Linked DNA regions of Homo sapiens: region 2 is linked to region 1. The links are chromatin loops, found by intact Hi-C in ENCODE. Cell type or tissue: heart right ventricle. All regions are shown on one strand. Links, peaks and the distances in the headings refer to the core of each region. The heading gives the core; the rest is flanking DNA. Region 1 has its middle 50 kb from the start of CYP2J2. Region 2 overlaps LOC101926964 (a long non-coding RNA gene).

Region 1 (7,713 bases), core at 2,561-5,060:
ATCTTGACTTTAATTTACATGGAAAATTACATAAAATCAGACTTCCATTCTTTACCCTTAGTGTCACATTTCTTGCAAAACACTTCATAGCTGGTCTTCCCTCCAAACAGGATTATTATGATCTGTATACAAAGTACACTTTTCTACCCCTGAGCCTCTGTTTGTGGCATTGCCCCATCTAGAAACCTGCTCTTCTTCCCTCATTCAGGTCTACCTTTTCAAATCCGGTTCATCTATCAAGATACCTGTCAACTGCCAAATAATCGTATTTGATATACCCTTCCCCAAGCATATGAGGTCACTTCTCAACCATAAACTGCCTCCTTAACACCCCCACTCCCACTGCACACTTGCCCCCACAGCATGCTATTTGCATCTCTTTCAGGACCCCTGACTTTGCAAGATGCAGCCACTTCCTGGTTATGTGTAACTTTGTCCAAGTTAAATGACCCCTCTCAGCTTCAGTTCTTCCTTTAGTGAAATGGGGATAATCACACCTCCTCCATGGGGTGACTATGTGGATTAACTGAGCTACTGAAGAAAAAACATGTAGCTCAGTGCATGGAACACAGTAAGAACCTATTAAATAGTTGCTATGATTAAGTCACTATTTATATATTTGCCCAGTGTTGCCCATGAGATGTCCCTCCTTGGGTTGGATGCCATAATACCTCTATATCCAGCAGCATGACCCAAGTGCCTGGCTCCTATTGTATCCAACTGAGCAGGTGGAGGAAACTTACTTCACCCTGTTGTGCTCATTTCCTTGTCTGTAAATTGGGGATACTAGATAACTGGGAGCATTAAGTATTGAAGTACCTTTTAAATGATAACGCTCCAAAACAAGTTGAGCTGACTTAAAAGGACTAGTTTAAGAGGAAACACACAGAGAAGAAGTATATCCAATTTCCACTTCACTTTAAAGATTCTGGAGCTGAGGCTAGTTGGCCAGTGATTATTGCCTCGGAAACAAAAGTGAATTTGTATACACCTTACCCAAGAGTTCCAAACCAAGAAAAGAAAGGGGCAGAGAAGGGAGAAAAGTGTGTGTGCATGTGTGTGTGTGAGTGTCTCTCTCTCTCTCTCTCTCTGTATGTAATTTTGGGGTGGGAAGGGAAAAAAAGACATTTTGACTTTGACATTATTTTCCAAGAGTCACAACTAAGAGTAAATAAACCATCAGTTTTGTCATTGTGACCAAGATATCAAGTTACTAAAGAGGAGTGAAAAAATGGACATCGGATGGTTTAATGTAAGGTATTGACAAGAGTGAACATTTGTGAAGGTCACAGAGCTGAAACCCACCTGGTTGGAGATGGTTAGATTGAGGAGTCCCTATCATTTTAGTTATACTTACGTATTTGTAGCCTTTCCTTGTGTCTTGATGAAAATCCCCAAATTTTTGAAAACTCTGTTTAAAAAGAAATAACTATGGCTTGTATTTCTCAAATTATGAAGTACATTTCTTTTCTTTTTTGTTTTTTGAGAGATTGGATTTCACTATGTTGCCAGGCTGCAGTGCAGTGGCTATCCACAGGCACAATCCCACTACTGATCAGCACTGGGGTTTTGGCCTGCTTTGTTTCCAAACTGCACCAGTTCACCCCTCCTTAGGCAATCTAGTAATCCCTGGTTTCTAGAAGGTCATCACATTGATGCTGAACTTAGTGGGGGCACCCTATGAGCATAGCTTACTGCAGCCTGAAACTCCCGGACTCAAGCAATCCTTCAGTCTCATCCTCCAGAATAGCTGGTACTACAGGCATGTGCCACAATGCCTGGCTAATTTTTTTTTGTTGTTGTTTTAGAAATGGGGATCTTGCAATGTGATCCAGGCTGGTCTCCAACTCCTGGCCTTAAGTGATCCTCCCATCTCAGCCTCCCGAGTAGCTGGGACTACAGGCACATGCCACCATATGTAAAAGTGAATTCCTTATATCACATTTTCAGCAGTTATAATTTGCACCTCTTTTGGGAATTTGCAGGGAAAAAATAACCCCTACCACCAACCTCACGCTCCCTTGATGCTCATGTCTGTGAACCTCAGATATTTTCTAGCTGGTGTGGGCTGGAGCCAGCTGCTTCCCACTCCCTCCCTTCAGTTACAGCTATGTGGAGCTGTGAATGAAGCCTCTTGGCGACTGCTCCTTCATACTTAAGGACTTCCCTGCACCCAGCATGGGCAGCAGCTTCACACGGCTCTGTGGTGTGGAGAGCTGCATTCTACATACAGATTTGTCAGTAATTTGTGACACTGGGACATCTCATCTCACTTCTGGTCCTTGGGCTTCTCATCTGGAGAGTGTCAGAGTTGGACTCCATTGTTTCCTGTCTATTCATGTAATTTTTCGTCTTTAGTCTGCTGATATGGTGAATTACATTGATTGGCTTTAGGATGTTGAATCAACCTTGCATTTCCAGGAGAGGCCCCACTTGGTATTATGTATCTTACGAATTGTTGGATTTGATTTGCTGGTATTGTGTGAAGGATTTGGGGTCTATATTCACGAGGGCTGTTGGTGTGTAGATTTCTTCACATTGTCTTTGGTTTTGGTATCTGGATAAAACATGATTTGGGCTGTGCTCCTTCTTCCTCTTCTATATTCTGGAAGGGTTTGTGTGGAATTGATGTTATTTCTTCCTTAAATATTGGTAGAATTTGCCAGTACATTGCATCCCTTTGAAGGTTTTTCACGTTCTAGGCAGCCCTGGATGACCCAGAGTCCTTCTTGATGACTGCGGGTCTTTATTGGGTAAGGGTTGGAGGGGTGTCCCACCTCAGACCCTTTAGAAGCTCCCTGTGAATAGGGGAATAGAGGATCCCTTTTTCTCCGAACCACACATGAAACACTCCTCCTCTCTGATTATTTCTAGTGTTATCTCTCCAATCTGCAGGTCACCGTTTTCCCAGTGTGACTTTGAGTCCCTAGGAGACATTGAGGTATGGTGAACTTTGGAGTCAGCAAGAGCCAAACCAAAATCCTTGGCCCTAGCATCTATCAGTTGTTTGGCTTTGGGCCACATTCTTGAACCTTTAAGAGCCTCAGTTCCTGCATTATTACTGGGCATGATGAATTTTAGCTCACAAGGCTGTCGTAAAGATGAAATGAGATAATACTCGTAAAACGTCTGGTGTGGTAGGTTTTGAATGAATGCTGGCCTTCTTTCTGAGGAAATAGAGACAGTCCACTTTACTCAAGCTGTCGCGCTCATCTCAGTCAAAAGCCTGTTCGCCCACTTCTGAATCTGGGATAGAGTTTTCTGGAGGGAGTCACATATGCAAAGACAGAATTTATTTATTTATTTATTTTTGCCATCTGTTCAAGAAGACGAATGAGTTTACCTTGAAAACAGCCACATTACAAAGTGATTGGTGGATGGGAATAATTTGTTATAACGCTCCAATTCCGCAGCTTCTTTGCAGGTGGAGAGGATGCCCTCCTCAGTTCCTGGGGCTCCAGAGCGTCGCTTCCTACTGGGAACTGGAGAACAGGCAGCTCTTCCCATTCTAACTAGAGCCTAGAAAGATGGTTCCTTTTGATTGCAAAAAAAAAAGTCATGAGTCAGCTGCTTAGGAAAATGCTTCGCTGATGATATTAGTACATAGAAGCAATTTCATCTGTCTGGGAAGCGCATTTTCAGGAGGCAAGATTGGCAGAGCAGAAAGGACGGGAGTAACGAAGCCGGCACAGGGGCTGAACGTGCTGTTTCAGTTCTGGGCAGCAGAGGGCGATGTTGCCTCCTAATACTAAAATAGGATTTGGCAGGAAGGTGAGCGTGGCAGAATTTGGGAGAAGAAACTTGCCTTCTTACTAGCCATTGTAGAGTTCCACAATTTACTTTAAAAATGCCTTGGTTGGCTTTTTGGCTTTAGTAGGAAGAACAAGGACAAAGGATGGTTAGTTACAATAACAGCTAATACTCTGCATGAAACTTCGTACGAGCCTGGCATTGTTCTATATGCATTTTAGGTATACTAACTCACTAAATTCTCACAATATTAGCACGAAGCAGGTAATGATATTACTGTGACCAGTTTAGATATGAGGAAATAGGCACAGCATGGTTAAGTGACTTCCCCAGGGTCACAGAGCTAGTAATTGGCAGAGCCAGGATTTGAACTCAGGCTGCGTGGTTCCAAAGTCTGTACTTTTAAGCATTAGTAACAACTTGCATTGCACTTTTAGTCCCATTTGATATTTCAAACAGTTTTATGAGGTAAGTACATTCATGACCCTTTTTTTTTTAAAGGACAGAGAGATACAGAGATAGAAATATATATATATAATAGACCAATAGATGAATAGATAGGTAGAGATAGAATGAACTTTGCTAACTTTGCACCTGAAGTGTTCTAAAGACATTTCAGTGCCAACGTTCTAGGACTCTATGCCTTATATTACTGGCCAATAACACAGAGAAAGTGTCAGAGAGAGGGTACACATTTCCAAGCCTTCTGACATCAAGTCTAGTGCTTTTTACTACTATACTATTTTATGGACACCTCCCTCCACTGTTCCTGATTCTGTGGGGTGAGGGGTCAAGAGATGTGGAGGCTTGGTCTCTGCACTACAGACGCCCTGGGCTATCCTACCTTCCCCCTTCTTTAGCCTCAGCCACAGGATCCAGAAACACGGGATGCAATTGTAGCTCTCTCACTTGGTAGCCGGATGGCCTTGACCTTGGGCCTCTCTAATCCATCTGGGGAAGTGTGCTTTTAGGAGGGATGATTGAAAGAAGGTAAGTTCTCATTCTTCTAAAGTTTATTTTCAGTAAAACAGATTGGGGTCATATAACATCAAAGGTCTCTTTTAGGGCTAATACTCTATGAAAGTACAAGTTTGGTATGCCTGAAAATCTGTTATTAAATCTTGATCTGATTTCCAGGGACCTCACTCAACCCAAAGGAATGACTCATATTCTCAACCTCAGCACTATTGACATTTTGGATTGGGTAATTCCGTGTTGTGAGGGGCTGTCCTGGATATTGCAGGATGTTTTGAATCATCCCTGGCCTCTACTCACTAAGTGTCAGTGGCACAACCTCCTTGATGTGTGACAAACAGCTGGGATATACCTGAATTATGGGAATCCACAAACTGTGGTAGACCAGGAGGACAGATGCTTTGGGTGAATGATGATGGTGGTGATGATAATAATAAGTAAAATTTTTCCCCACTGGCTAATACGTCCTAGGCCCTATTCTAAGGGTCCAAATGTATTCTCATTTCATCTTCATAACTACTCTACCAATTTGGCATTGTTAACTGCATTCTAAAGAAGAAATTGAGATTTAGCAAGATGATCAAGGTCATACAAAGTTCATAAGAAATGATCTGAGACTCTATTCCCAGGCATTCTCTCATCAATGCTCACACGCTGCTTTCTTCAAGGTGGTCTATACAGCAAGACTCAACATGGAGATCACAGGCTGGCATTGGTCCATGGACTATTTGCTTAGTCTGTGATGAAGTAAATCAATTACATCACTAAGTACACCATTAAGTTCCGCTACTATTTTTCTGTTGCCAGACTTTCTCAATGAAGGAAGCATTGCCTAGATTTACACTCTGACACAAGCTCCTTATTTTCTTGCAGGCAGGGACAGAAATAAAAGTGTTACCTAATATTTGCATGAAATGTTATCATTGACAAACTGTACTACTCTCTGTAGTCCTACATGCTTCCTATAGGTGTGCCTTTCTAGACCTTGTGAGGTACAGAAGAGGCAACATAATGTGAACTATCTCTTTCCAGTTGTGGAAACCAAAGCCCAGACAGTTAAGTGGTTTGTCCTTGCTGTTAAGACAATAAGCTGAGGATCCTAGAATATGAGTTCGAGTTTCCCAATTCATAGTCCACTGCTTTTTCTAAGATGAGACTCTATCTATATTCTGATTATCAGGAAGTGACTCTCTTCCTTTGTCTAGCTCCAACATCACATAAAGATCTGAAATAAATTGCTCTTATTTCGTGGGATCATCTATTATATTACATGGTTACCAAAAAAAACATAATCACAATTCTATGGCCAATATACTTTCCATTCTTAAAGCACGAGGCTCTTTTGAATCTCTTGTGTTGTGGACTGAGCCTGGGTTTTGCAATCAGCCCTAGCTCCCTTATTTGCAAATTATGAGACCTTAGGCAGATTTTTAAGCCCCTCTCATCCTTACTTCTTTCATGTGTCAGATAGACATAATCACATATACCTGTTGTGTTGTTGCAGTTATGAAATGATGTATGCATGGTGTATATGGTGCCTAGAAGAATGTCAAACTCATCGTGGGAGCTAAGACAACACAACACTTCTCTTCTTTCTTCTGTCATGTACTTTTCGATTGTTTTCCAGATCCTTAAAACTGTCTCATAACACAGTAACTGATAACAGTGGAAACTAATCTTTATCACTAACGCGCAATCCATCTGGGAGAAAGCCATTTCTTCTTAAATCAGGACCAATCAACAGGGCCTCATGACCCAGCTCTGTCCTGCCATGAGCTTGTAGGAACAGATGGAAAATGGGCTGGGCAGATGGAAAAACTCCCATTTTCCAACAGGAATTATTTATTTGTGAAGTTGGAACCACTTGGAATGAATATTTTGAATTAGGGGGATGAAATATTGTAAGATTCACAACAGGGCCATGAAATTAACTAATGCGCTGCGAATACCAGCGTCACTGTGAGTCAGGGAGTAGGAATAATAATAGGGCTTTTGAAAAATGGTCCAAATGCATAAATTATTTACTGGTGTGTGTTAATGACTCCCTTGAAGCTGTTCTCCTGATGGCATTATCCCACATGCCCTTCCTAAGAAAGGCACATCTCTCTGAAAGTTCCTTTGTCTTTATGATCAGATTATTACAGAACATGAATATTATAAAGTACACAGCTACCATTATGAGACCTGTTCAGTGTCAGACATTGTGTGTAAGGCTTTCTATATGTTGTATCCAACCCTTATAATGCTCCTGCAGAAGAGCTCCTGCAAGGGCCTATACTTTACAGATGAAGAGACTGAAATTCAATATGATTAAATGTTTTATCCAATTTACACAAGTGGTATGTAGTAGGTTTTCCTGCTTTCACTTTTGAGTCTCTGACCTATCTCCTCAAATGGCCCCCAAGTAATCAAAACATTCATCTGACTACATCACACTCCTTTGCCCCCTGTTTTGAGTCTTAGAAGAGCATCAAGGGTCTTTAAGATCTGCTCCTATTTTCTCTGGTTTTGCCTCCTTCACTTTCACCTGGCATCTCATGTGTGTAGGTAACCATAGTTTACAATTGTCAGAACAGAGAGCAAACTCATGTCTCAGAGTCACTCTTATCTTGCTCGTTCTACCTAGAAAATTCATCCCTGCCACGCAAATACCCCGCCCGATCCCCACTCTGGCCAATTGCTTTTTCTTTCTCAGGACTCTGCTTAGTCCTAAATACTCCAGGAAGCCTTCCCTGACAACAGCTGCCTTTCTCTTACTGTGCTGAGCCATGTGCCTCTCTGCTGTGGCTAAGCACTCCTGGTTTTCCTCACACACAACACTTGCACACCATCGTACTCAACAGCGTTAGTGTCTGCCTTCTCTCATAGATTGTGATGTTGCCTTACTCATCCACGTGTGCCCAGTACCCAGCACAGCACCAAGCAGAGTGACGGGTTTGTGTGTGTTGAACTGACAAATGGATGGATGGATAAGAATGACAAATGCTT
Region 2 (7,713 bases), core at 3,282-5,781, 790 kb after region 1:
TTTGAACAGCATCCTGCAGCATCAGGGAGTTTCTTCCATTCCACTTTTCAGTATGATGTATGCGTGTTAAGGGCTTAACTTTCAGACCAAATCTCTAGCCAGAAATAATCACTCCAAAGTGAGCAGGAGACAGGGTAATATGTCAGCCATCTCTGATACTGCTGAAAGTAGCTAAGAATGTTCTGTAGCCCTCAGAAAAGACCACTGGTTCAAGGCATGTTAAAGCCAGAAAGGAAAAACTCTGTGTGTCTTGACTTTGCCCCACCTAAAGTTATGCAGATTAAAAAAAAATGTGACCAGGGTAGCACTGTAGAAAGAGCCTGGTTTCAAGATCACACATATCTGGGTCCAAATACCTACTCAGCCACAAACTCTCTGTGTGACCTCGACCAAGTTCCTTGGCCTCTCTGAGTCAAAGTACTTCACCTATCAAATAGAACTAACACTTAGCTCACAGAGTTGCTACCATCTTTGTGGAGTTTTTTTTTTTAACATGACCTTTTAGCTAATAGGCCATATTAGCTAAAATTATAGTCCCACCTTCAAACACTCCCTATCTCTCATCCTTACTTTTACTTTTCTTCTTTGCATTTACCACTGTCTGACACTCCATATATTTCTATATCTGTATCTCTCTTCCCATTTGTGTGTTGCCACCACTATAATGGAAACTCCAAAAGAGCAAGGATTCTTGACTTTTCATGTATTTCTAATCCTTAGCACATATGGGGACTTAGTAAGTATTTGTTGAATGAGTAAGTATTTGTTGAATGAGTAAGTATTTGTTGAATGAGTTAGTGAATGGATGGATAGATGGATGGATGGATGGATGGATGGATGGATGGATGGATGGGCAAGTGAAACATTAAAAGGTACTCATTAAATGTTAGCTGAATGAAGCAAAGGGCCATAGTCTAGCTCCCATAGCTGGCACAATGATAGTAGTACCAAATAAAGTTACTAACAACAAGCTAATGGTTTCCCCATGGGGAAGACTAAGGTTTGACTGAGACTTGAATGCAAAGTGCTTTTTTATTAACAGCATAAATTATTCTGGTGAGTATCTTCTCCTTAGCATCCTAAATTTTTTACAAGTATCCAGCTCTCTGCCAGGCAGCCCTACTTAATAACAACTTCTGACCCTTGAAGAGCAGTTTCCTTTGCTCAAAGCACTTTCAGATATATATTCTATTAAAACTCCATAATCTTTGCAGGAAAAGGCTCTTCCCACCACTTCTATCTTGTGTGTTAGTAAGAGACAAAGTTTACAGTAGAGCATGCCTCAAAGAGAAATGAGGTCACCAAACTAGAGAAACTGTGCAATAGCAGGTTGGGAGTAAAGCCAAGAATAATAATAATGCCTGTTACTATTAATAAGACCTAACTTTTAACCCTCAGGCTGACACAGCCTGAGATTCAGCATGGGTTGCACAGAGACAGTGCAGTGGGAGAGGAATGGGACATTTCTAGTCATATACACTGACTAACCCAAGACTGGCAGTCAGTGAAAGTGATGGGTAAATGGTCCTTGCGACCTAATAGGAGTTGAACAAGTGATTCTCTAGTGAGTAGATGAATGGATGAACGAATAAAATATTTATTTGTTTCCATTCATAAATACTTTTGAAGCACCTCTGTTGCATCAGGTCCTGTGGTAGATGCGGGGTTACAAAGATGATCAAGACATGACAGAGGGGCTTGGGCTACACCTATAAGACTTTTTTAGACTTTGAATCTGTCTTCAAAAAAACTAAAGCCCAATATGCAAAACAGTTCAAAACTTACCTGCTCCAAATCACAGCAGGCTGTGTGTGGTGGGAAGAGGGAGGAAAGGGCCTTCACTCTGGTGGGGTGTCTGAGGAAGCCCTGTGGCTCCCCGGAGCATTACTCAAAACATTGCCTTAGATGAACATTCAGGTGCTTCTGCAACAGAGATGCCAGGATTCTGTGGATGATGCATTAAGCCCTTGTAAGAGAGAAGGTTCTGAGGTTTAGAAGACAAGAAGGAAGGGTTCAGCACTCAGTATCTACAGAGGATGTTGCTAGAGGGTTCCTTGGAGACCAAGGGTTGGTGAAGGCTGAGGCTTTGAGGCAGAAAACTGTCATGGACATTAGTCATTTTTGTTGCTGCCCAGTATGAGTCTTGTTGTAGGATAAAATTGCTTCTCCTTAAAGAGGCAGCAATGCTAGATACTTGCTTTCCTGGTTTCATTTGCATCTAAGGCACAGGACTGAATCAAGATCTTAGGGACACAAGGAAACATGTCTCTCCTTGCGTTGCCTCTCTGCTCTCTTCTCCCTTCCCCTCTCTTACCCTCCCCTTCCGTCTCCTCCCTTCTCCTCTCCTATCCTCCCTTTCTCCCCACCTCAATGTCTGAGGTTGCAATGTCAGACCCTGACACAGTCAAGCAATGCTGGGGGATCAGGGAGCACTTTGCTCATCAGATCATTCCTCTCCAGCCCTCACCTCACACCTGCTCTGCAGCTTTCCAACCGTTCTGTGAGCTGCCCGATACCATCTAATAAATTTCTTCTCTCCTTTATCAGCCTGAGCCAGTCTCTGCTGCTTACAGACCAAAGCCATAAGAGGCCCAGGACACAAATGGGAAGACTGGGAGATAGGCATGCTTATTCTTCCTTAGAAGCTCTCCTGAAATCCAAGCTGAAAACTGGCTCCAACGGGGCTGCAAAAAAAAAAAAAAAAAAAAGCACTGAAAAGTTTCCAGTAGCGTCACCAGGGAAGAGTCCCAGGTTTTCTCTTTCAATACACAGCTTTAAAAAATGAAAAGATTTCCTATCCTCAAGCCTCTGTATTTATATTTTGGAAACTGTCAGCAAAGACAGAGGTTTCTTCCTGACCAGAACTTTGGTCAATCTAAGAGTCAGATGTTCTGAGGAGCCATTTTTCATGTGGGGAACTCCTTAAAGAGAAATCCAGGTGGCTGTCAGCCTAATAGCCAAGTTGTTGACAAAGCACAAGAGTTTCTGATATTTCCTGGACACCAATCCATATTGCTTTAACAGAATTTTGTTGCATTGAAGCTGATATTCCCCCCAAAATCATTAATCCAGTCTCAGCTACTTCTGTTGGTTGGAATTGACTTGGCAGCTGTACTTAGAGAGGTTCAGAGAAAGGAAAATATTCTCCTGTGTTAATTAAACAATGTTGACTAGAAATAAAGACCTAGTTAGGGAATCAGGAGTTAGGAAACGGGAGTTCTTTTCCTAGAGTTGCCAGTTTCCATTTTGTGACTTTGATGTTCCCTCTCTATGAAATGGGGAAAATATGCTTTATGAGATTCTCGTGGAGATATAACCATATATATATATTCTCGTGAGGACTGAATAATATCCACCCATAAAGTTTCACTGCTGTTATTGTTATTTCTTTCTCAACATTCTTAATATAAAGTCAGAAGCAAGGATGGCCAGAGATGCTGGGAAAGGCATATATACGGACGGCAAAGAAGAGAAGCTGCTATGATGAGAAGAAAGAGACTTGGAGTCAGAAGGTTGTGCTTCCCACCAGCTGTGTGATTGTGGACAATCTATTTCAGCTTCCTGAAACTCCACTTTCTTTGCTATAGCATAGAGATTAAATTGTGAGGATTAAATGCAATAACTATAAAAGTCTTGAGTACAATGCTTAGTTCATAGTACATGCTCAATGTTAATTTCCTTCCATTGTTCCCTGCTTATCAAAGAAGAGAGAGGCTTACGTACAGAGAAGTAAACCAAGAGTTGGCAAATACAGCCAGCAAGCTAAATGCGCCCACCATCTGTTCGTATAAGCAAAGTTTTTTTGTTTTTTGTTTTGTTTTGTTTTGTTTTGTTTTTGAGATGGAGTCTTGCTCTGTCACCCAGGCTGGAGTGCAGTGGCACAATCTCAGCTCACTGCTGCAACCTCCGCCTCCCGGGTTCAAGTGATTCTCCTACCTCAGCCTCCCGAGTAGCTGGGACTACAGGCGCCCACTACCATACCCAGTTAATTTTTGTATTTTAATAGAGACAGGGTTTCACCATATCGGCTAGGCTGGTCTCGAACTCCTGACCCTGTGATCCGCCCGCCTCAGCTTCCTAAAGTGCTGGGATTACAGGTATGAGCCACTGCACCTGGTCAGCAAAGTTTTATTGAACACAGACGTGCTCATTTGTTTACTATTTTCTATGACCACTTTAGTTGTTACAGAGATCACATAGTCTGCAAAGCCTAAAATATTTACTACCGGGTTTTTTATAGAAAAAGTTTTCCGACCCCTGACCTAAGCTACTCAAGTCCAATCTACACACTTAAAGCTTTCAAAACATAAAATTAAGACAATTTAATAATTTGCCTAAGGTCACAAGGGTACTTGGCAAGTGAATGGCAAGCTAATGAATGCCCCCTACTGGGCAGTAGAGGCGATGTTATGCGACATGGTTAACAGCTCAGACTAAACATCGTTCAAATCCAGGCTCTGCCACTTACTAGCTATGCAACCTTAGAGGAGTTGCAAACTTACCTCACACTGTGACTGTAGTGTTAATAATTTGTCATAATGACTCTTGAAAAATGACATCCTTTATTGTACAATGTCTTCTTTTTATCACTATAATAAATTTTTTTTTACCTAAAAACGTATAAATAAACAAGATATAAGAAGTGAAATTTTGACATTGGTGTCACAGGCAAAGACATAACCCTTATTTACTCAACACAACAGTTTATCTCGGAGATTACCAGATGAAACAAATCTGAATTGCACACCACTTGTGGATGAGCTCAGTACAGCTTGCTTTTTGTACAAATGTCAAGAAATTATTCAGTCTGTAGCTAGAGCTGTGGGGTTCAGAGCAGTGTATATCATATATATACCCCTCTCTTTCCAGATTTTCTTTTATTAGTTTTGATACATTTCAGAGAGAAACATCTCTGCCTTCAGATCCCCAGGGCCCTTCTTTCACAAAGCCCTGCTAAAAAGAAATAATCTGACCTTAGTGTTAACATATCACCATGAAGCAAAATCATTCATTGAATATTAACAATAACTCAGTTTTTCTGTGGAATAGTTGTAGAGGCTTTCTGAGTTTTAAGCCTTTTTAATCATTGTATACAATTTCAAGAGGATTTTACTTTTTTCTTGTAGAAAAAAAGACCACAAAAATGAGAAAAATAGAGGCTATTTATTCAAGGCTTACTATAGCAAAGGAATCAGCCATCGTCACTTCCATTTGGCAGAGACTCAAAGTCAGGCAGAAGAAGCAAGGAAAGCTTTATAGTTAAAAAAAAAAAAGAGAGAGAGAGAGAGAAAAGGGGGAGTGTTCAGGTATGCTCTAATTAGAAGTTGTTGGCATGGGGAAGCTGGAGACAGGCTATAAAAATGGGATATATTATGTGATTTTTTTTTTTAGGGAGTGATATGGTTTGGCTGTGTCCCCACCCAAATCTCATCTTGAATTGTAGCTCTCATAATTCTCATGTGTTGTGGGAGGGACCCAGTGGGAGGTAACTGAATCATGGGGGCAGGTCTTTTCTGTGCTGTTCTCATGATAGTGAATAAGTCTCACGAGATCTGATGGTTTTATAAAGAGGAGTTCCCCTACAGAAGTTCTTTCTTGCCTGCTGCCATGTAAGATGTGCCTTTCACCTTTCTCCTTCCACCATGATTGTGAGGCCTCCCCAGCCACGTGGAACTGTGAGTCCATTAAACCTCTTTTTTTTTAATATAAATTACCCAGTCTTAGGTATGTCTTTATCAGCAGCATGAAAACAGACTAATACAGGGAGCATATTTGGTTTTCTCTGGTTGGTCCGGAATTAGAAGTGAAAGCCACAAATAGGAAAGCTGGCAGTCATTGACGAAGTTCTGACTGTTTGGGGTCAATTGATGTGAAGGTCATGATTTGCTTTCCAGGATCAATAGCCAGAAAGGTTGTTGGTCAATGTTCTACTGCCATATATGATCTGGTCACTGTCTAGACAACGTCCCTCAGTCCCCCCTTTCAGTCATTCTCTCACTTGCAACAGGTTGGTCAATTCAAGGAAGACCAGAAATGCAGATCTTCACTGATGGAAGGTTGTCTGCTTGTCTCCATAGTCAACCGTATCACAAGATCTTCTTGATCTTTTTACTGCTGTATCATCATGACAATCATTTGATGAGAGAGCTGCTACACAAAAGCATTTAAGACTCTGGATAGAATATAATGAACAAGCTTACAACAACTTTGACCAAAACAAAGACAAGTAATAGTCCCACTAAGACAGCTAGACCCAGGAACCCCAATTGCCTAACTCAGGTAAACAGAATGAATCCCAGAGCCCAAGAGGATGAATCTTAGAACATCAAGTCACTTTTTCTTTAAGGTGAAGTGTAGCCTACTTGACTATGCCTGCTTCACAGATCTAAGTAAATAAGAATTATTAACAATGATACAAACACCACATTGACTAGCCAACAAGAAATTTAGAGTAATGACATTGTCCATCATTACTCCTGCCAACAAGTTGACATTGATCTGTACTCTATCTAAGGCAGAAGGAGTACATTAATTAATAACTTCTGCTGAGTTAATTCTAAGTTTCTTTCAATATTTTCTACTTGTTTGAGTCTCACCACTGGGATCATTCCTTTCATTGTTCCCATAAACAATGAGTAAGTAATTCCCCCAAATGGAGGACTTACGATGGAGCTATCAACTAAGTTAGAATTTCCAGCCTTGGTGATCTATAGAATTAGAATCTCTGTATACTGACAGGTCTTAGAATATTATTTCTAAAGTGCAGAAGAAAAGATGACCGGGAAGTCCTAGAAGTATATGATAGTGGCACATGGACACTTAGGAAAAAATTTAGTTGTTTATGGCATGAGGTCAGAATCAATGCTTTATTTTAGCTGTGTCACACATTTTTATCTTTACTAGTCTCTTCCAAGTGGCAAGAATTTGGCCAATTACCTTAAGAAAGTTGCTGAATTCAAATTTATATTACCTAAGTTCCAATCAATAGATTGTAACAATGTACTCCTTTTCTGGGGGAAAGAAGGACACTGGCAAAGTTATAGGTTGGTTCATTTTAGTACATTTGTCCTTGTAGGTGCAAATGGAAATGCAATCAGTAGTTCCTCATGGCTTCATTTGGTGAGACTGAAATTGCCCTAAGATATCATGGGGGTCCATTGATTAATGGCATATCCAAAAGTTGGTAAAGTTGAAGGCAGGGCTATGGTTTGGAATAATCAAAGAATGAGTTTGAATGAGAATGTTCCAACCTAATAGTTATCATAAAGATGAATGAAAATAAAAAAGAAGCCATTATGGGTGGACAACAATCAGGGATCTATAGAACATGAGAAGAAAAGTGTTTATAAGCAAGCAGATGAAAAACAAAACAGGAATTATACAGGGGTCTTGGTCTGGAGGGGAAGCTGTCCATTATCTGAGGTCATAAGATTGTTCTCATGGTCTCAGGTCAGAAGACTACTTCCAAAGATCACCTGCTTCTAGAGAATCTCTGAAAATCTTGTTTGAGGGTCCATATTAACATATAATGGCCTTCCAATTGTATGGAATTCTGTATTGTTTTTTTTCATTGTAAAACAGAAATCCAAGGATTAATTTCCAGGAGTTCCACTCCTGCATTTGTTGTTAAAGTACCTTCCAATGAGGTTTGAGTGCAGTTTTTCTATTATGTCTCTTCCGGCAGATGAAATCTCCTCATTGCAAGTCATGAAA

Evidence for each region. Peaks named below come from ENCODE experiments on the same cell type or tissue, not always from the same donor. Only the 100,000 strongest peaks of a DNase experiment are listed, where the experiment ranks them.
Region 2: it touches region 1 in a loop (4-fold over the local background); 27 of 110 quality-filtered maps call a loop at or near these places.

The regions. Positions count from the first base shown.
Region 1 is chr1:59,973,272-59,980,984 of GRCh38, forward strand. It overlaps the pseudogene RN7SL475P. Among named protein-coding and RNA genes, the nearest start is that of CYP2J2, 50 kb to the left of the region's middle. In heart right ventricle, for the core only: CTCF peaks have their summits at 3,720 (motif pointing right) and 3,930; a DNase peak (open chromatin) is centred at 3,730; H3K4me3 peaks cover 379 bases.
Region 2 is chr1:60,761,011-60,768,723 of GRCh38, forward strand. The region is part of intron 1 of LOC101926964 (a long non-coding RNA gene); the gene reads right to left. Among named protein-coding and RNA genes, the nearest start is that of LINC01748, 140 kb to the left of the region's middle. In heart right ventricle, for the core only: a CTCF peak has its summit at 4,393 (motif pointing left); a DNase peak (open chromatin) is centred at 4,399; H3K27ac peaks cover 301 bases.